Linked DNA regions of Homo sapiens: region 2 is linked to region 1. Evidence: chromatin loops called from intact Hi-C (ENCODE). Cell type or tissue: K562. All regions are shown on one strand. Links, peaks and the distances in the headings refer to the core of each region. The heading gives the core; the rest is flanking DNA. Region 1 has its middle 55 kb from the start of ZNF621. Region 2 overlaps ULK4 (unc-51 like kinase 4).

Evidence for each region. Hi-C counts contacts between places; a loop is a spot of excess contacts. Peaks named below come from ENCODE experiments on the same cell type or tissue, not always from the same donor. Only the 100,000 strongest peaks of a DNase experiment are listed, where the experiment ranks them.
Region 2: a loop joins it to region 1, with 4 times the contacts of the local background. A loop is called at or near these places in 2 of 110 quality-filtered maps.

What each region holds. Positions count from the first base shown.
Region 1 is chr3:40,578,995-40,581,797 of GRCh38, forward strand. No RefSeq gene overlaps it. Among named protein-coding and RNA genes, the nearest start is that of ZNF621, 55 kb to the left of the region's middle. In K562, for the core only: a CTCF peak has its summit at 1,706 (motif pointing right); a DNase peak (open chromatin) is centred at 1,717; H3K27me3 peaks cover 915 bases.
Region 2 is chr3:41,323,418-41,326,220 of GRCh38, forward strand. The region is part of intron 35 of ULK4 (unc-51 like kinase 4); the gene reads right to left. Among named protein-coding and RNA genes, the nearest start is that of CTNNB1, 130 kb to the left of the region's middle. In K562, for the core only: no CTCF peak of the experiment used is centred there; no DNase peak of the experiment used is centred there.

The DNA of each region.
Region 1 (2,803 bases), core at 154-2,653:
CCCGCCACCACACCTGGCTAATGTTTTTGTATTTTTTTTAAGTAGAGACGGGGTTTCACCGTGTTAGCCAGGATGGTCTCAATCTCCTGACCTTGTGATCCACCCGCCTCGGTCTCCCAAAGTGCTGGGATTACAGGTGTGAGGCACCACACCTGGGCTGTAGCAGGGTCTTTGCCTTAGGAGGCAGGATGATGAACTGACCAATGGGACACAACAGGTAGTCCAGAAACCAGAAAAACACCTATATAGCCACCTGATTTATGACAAAGGTGACACTACAGTATAGTGGTGAAAGGTTGTATTTTTTATTTTATTTATTTTTTTGAGATGGAGTTTTGCTCTTGTTGCCCAGGGTGGAGTGGAATGGCGCTATCTTGGCTCATTGCAACCTCCGCCTCTCGGGTTCAAGCTATTCTCCTGCCTCAGTCTCACAAGTAGCTGGGATTACAGGGGCACACTACCACACTCAGCTTATTTTGTATTTATAGTAGAGACGGGGTTTCTCCATGTTGGTCAGACTGGTCTCAAACTCCTGAGCTCAGGTGATCGGCCCGCCTTGGCCTCCCAAAATGCTGGGATTACAGGTGTGATCCACTGTGCTTGACCAGGTTGTTTTTTTAAAATAACAGTGTTGGGTGTATTGTATATCTACATATAAAAAGTCTGTCTTTATCTCTGCCTCACACATACACCAAACTCAATTCCAGGTGAATTGCAGATCTAAAACAAGTAGGACTCTGAAAGAATACATAGGAGGAATCTTCAGGAGCCTGCAGTACTGCTTGTTTATTTAGTTCACTTTTTAAGTCATTCCACACAAAGGAGGATTGAAAGCCTACCATATATTGGGCTTCGTGCTGGGCAGCAGTGATACAAGAGTGAACAGTTTAGTTGCCCTCCAAGAGGATGCAGTTTAGTTGGGGAAAGACACAAGAAGCAAATGAGTACAACAAAGGGTGATGAACCCCCTAACAGTATATTAAGGGAGCCCAGAGGCAAGGTGAAGTAGGGTGAGGGAAGACTTTCACCCTAGTGCATGAGGGAGGAGTTAGCTGGGAGGAGTGGGGATAAGGGCACGTCTGGCAGAGAAACCAGCATGTGCAAAGGCAAGGAAGAACCGGGCACACAGATTGCTACCCATTTCTTAAAAAGGTGTAGAAACTCTCTTGAATTATATGCTGGCTTCTTGCTGAGAAGTATCACGTGTCAGTTTAGCACATATGTCACAACATGTGATGTCAATGATGGGTATTGTTATCCCAGTTTTACTGATGGGAAAGTGGATTTGGGGCACTTGGATGACTTATCCAAGTCCATCCAGCTCTCTAGTTGAGATGGTGGAATTAGAACTCATGTCTTTGGATCCCTACTTTTGTATTCTTTCCATTATGCCATGTGGCTGCTAGGTCAGCCCAAATCACGCCTTTGGAACATCATAGAGCCGAAGGCTTTAAGGGGAGTAGGAAGGACGCTCACACAATCTCTGGCTAGGTTTACAATTGGCCAGGTTAATGCCTTCAGGCTGCCCAGCATACATAAAGCTAAGGGACCAGCAAAGGGAAGGTTATATGAATGTGGTTACAAAGGGTCCAGGTCACAGATGTGCTGAGTCAAAAGTGTCTATTTTACACTATATGACTCTAAATGGAGGGGGGTGGTCCTGAAAGGAAACGCATACTTGGACGCCATGCCCAACATCTGCCACTAGGTGGAGCTCAGATGCAGGCATAAACCCTCAGTTTAAGGGTTTGGCAGAGGCTGCATTAGCACAGAGGGTAGGTGACTGTGCTCACATCTCTAACAGAAACCAGGATGGAGGCAGGAGGCCTTGGACACAAGCAGGATGACAATCCCACTTGCAGGCCTGCTAAGATCTGCCTAGGTCCATTTGCAAATCCTGGGCTGAATGTCATTGTTGGCTCCATGAGGTCTCTGTGCCCTGAAACCATCAGGGAAGCTGGAATTAGGAGCCTGGGCTCTTACCTTTGCTTTGCCTGCATTTATCTGTGGGGGTACACAAACAGCTGTATTTGGACTTTGAAATGATTATGGTACCTCACCTTTTTCCCACATGTGTAAAACACAACACTGGCCCTACAAGACCCCAAAACATGCATGATGCCAACTGGCAAGGAAGCATCTTTCTAAATTTCCTTGTGGCAAAATTCTGCTTGGGCTCATCAGACCTATTCTCTTTTTCTCCTTTCCTGGTGCCCTGTTTTGATATCCATTGGGAAATCCATGTGAATGACTAGCAAATCTCTTGTCATTTCACAATGTCAGTGTTTTCATGTTGTGATGTGGGGACAGCTTGTGCCTTGTAGGGCTGCTGTGAGCAACACATGTAAGAACAGAATCAAGAGGGCTTTGCAAACTGGGAAGTGCTCTATATGCTTATTGCAGCTCCACTTGTGGTGCCAAGTCCTCTGTTGTGCTATTTATGCCTCCTCCTCCTCCTAGACAGCATTTTTCATGTGCGAGGCATGGTTCTAAGTATTTTGTCATTCAGAAATCTTCCCATATCCTGTAAGGCAGGTGCTTCTATATCTCTTGCAGGCTAGTTTGTGGCAAAGGGGGCTTGAAATGGAGGTTCGTTGCTTCAAACTTTGAAATCAGGGGCCTCACTACTACCCACAGATGGCCTCTCCTGCTCAAAGACATGTTGCTGCAATGGAAATCCATGTGCCTTACTTTCCACATTTTCATTTGTTACCAGATGGAGGCTTAAAAGTAGTTCTCCCTGTGGTTCTCACCTCCCTTTGTATTCGCCTCCAGCCTCAAGGCCCTTGCTTGGGCCCAGCTG
Region 2 (2,803 bases), core at 125-2,624, 740 kb after region 1:
ACACACACACACACACACACACCAAAAACCAAAAAAACAGAGGCATGGTACTTCTGTCTAGTGAGAAAAACTTTAAATTTAGCTATACAACAGAGAAATGAAGATTTTTGCTAATTAGGGTTTATACTACTGACTAAAGATCTTCATTGGTCTCAGCACTACTACACCATAGAAAGCAAATTCTTTACCAGCTGGCCAGGAGCTGATCCAGGAAACCCACACCCATGCACATAGCTTTGCCTTCTGCCCCCGACCCCCCTCCCAGTGTCCTGTCCAAATCTCACTCCCACGAGTGCTTACAGATGGAGTAAAAAGCAGACACAGTGTAAGGGGGTTGCATTAAGGGTGTTTCTATTGAGTCAACAGAAAGTAACAAGCAAAAACTGCAATTTAAAAGCACCAAGGCATAGAGAGACTTTAGGATTTAAAAAAAATAGAAAAATAAATAGATTTGAAATGTTTCCCCTTTTTTGTGAATGGCATAGGTCAGTTACTTCCCTGGGTTCATAAACTGAGAAGGCACCGAAGCTTGCACCTGGTTATCTTCAGCTTTTTCATGATCCAGCAGCATTTCTGTTATTTCACTTTAAGGGATTATGCCTGTCACTGCAGGACCAGCCCAGCAGGAAGCCAGGTCAGCCCAAGCTCAGGGTTCTGAGGTCATGGTTACTTCAGCTGGGGCCTTAGCATCAAGAAGGCAGCCCATTCTCTTCCTTTCAATTCACTGAGCAGGTTCTGAGACTCTGGTGTGCCCAGCTTGTGCTCAGGACCCAAAGGGACATAAAGAAGATGTAGGCCTTGCTCCTAGGAAGGAGACATCTAGTTGTGTCACTATACACCTACTGTGCAAAGGCCATTAATCAGTTGTCTGCAAATAAGAAAGCTAAACTGTCTGAGGGGGACCACTGAACACCTGCTTCCTTTATGAGATCTTTTATCCAATTCACTGCATTTACTGAGTGTCTACTCTGCACAGAGCTATACAAATGTCTGTGTACTCTGTGTACACAAAGGCCTATATACTCTATGCACAGAACTATACAAAGGATCCATGCCTTATTTTGCCAGGAAAAGAAAATATGAAGTTAGTAAAAGCTCAAGAATCAGATAAAACTACCATCAGGTAGAGAGGATTCACTGCCAATTAGAGAAGCAGGCACTTAGAGTGCAGACAAGGGGAGGGGGCTTGCTCACCTATTCAGAAGGCAGGTGGAAGTGGCCATGGGCTGTGAAGGACAGAGGGGGTTTGAACAAGTGGAAAGCATGATGGGGGAACAACATAAACAAAAGCAAAGGTTTGAGTGGAAGGTCACCTTCTCTCTCTGGGCCTCCACCTGCCAGCATTTTTCTCTCCTCTCATCACAGGCAATACAACGGCATCTTCCTTCTTCATCTTGTACATTGTGATCTTAGGAGAGTCTCTTTTGGTTTTCTTGTTTTCCAACCAGCGCCTCATGATAAACTATGCACATTTCACTCTTGAGTGGAGGAAGTATACTAAAACATTAAGTTGGAAAAACATAGGCACCACGAGAGTAAAAACAAATGACCATGACCGTCTTTCCAAAGAAGGTAACTACCCAGCCAAATGAGATCATCTACACCAGCAGGAAGATGGGGGAGGACCAGTAGGGCCTGTTACGGTGGTGAGAATGTCCCTGATTTCTTCACAGTGTAACCTACAATTTTCTGATGCTTTAAATGATATGTTTTTCATTAAAGTACAGCTTGACATCATACGCTCAGTCCCTAGTGACTAAAAGATGGGTATAATGGCAATATTCTCCCAGAAATTACAAAGATAACCACCCCTTTTCAAAAAAAATGACAATATCAGAGGTTGTTCACTCAGAAAAGAAACCCAGGAGGTGGGGGTATCTGGGGAGTTTGAAGAATGAAAATGAGCTACAGGTAAACTGGAGACAGAAAAAACTTTTCAAAACCTAAATATAAATACTTCACTGGTTTCCTAAAAGAAAGATCAGAATTGAACTCCATTTATCAAAAGGAAATCAGATTTCATGCTGTTATGTGATAAACACATACTTTTGATGCAAACACTTATCCATTCAGTAAATTCTAGAATATACGTTATTGTTTTGGTGAAAATGGTTTCAAAGAGACTAAAACTGCATGTGAGGAGAAAAGTTTATGACACTGAAGAGGGTGTTTTTAATAAAAGGATGGATTTTATTTTATATATAAAATATATAATAGGCAGGGCACAGTGGCTCATGCCTGTAATCCCAGCACTTTGGGAGGCTGAGGTGGGCAGATTGCCTGAGGTCAGGAGTTCGTGACCAGTCTGGCCAACATGGTGAAACCCTGTCTCTACTAAAAATACAAAAAATATCAGCCAGGCATGGTGGTGGGCACCTGTAATCCCAGCTACTCAGAAGGCTGAGGCAGGTGAATTGCTAGAACCAGGGAGGTGGAGGTTGCAGTGAGCCGAGACTGCACCACTGCACTCCAGCCTGGGTGACACAGCGAGACTCCATCTCAAAATAAATAAATAAATAAGTAATAGATATATAGATATAAATAAATTATATGTATATGAATGCATGTATAAACAAATGGATAAGTAATGAATTATATGTATGATAAAATAAAATCAGGTCTTTATCATATCCCAGGAAAAATCACTCTACACAATGTTTGGGCTCCTGGACCTCCACTGGCTAGGACCATTGGCTTTAGCACACCATAAGCATGGGCAGGGGGGGGCTCCCCAAGAACAGACTGCTCTGATCTTTCTCATTCTCTCTGTAGGCAGCAAATTTACAGCATTCCAATCACGAGT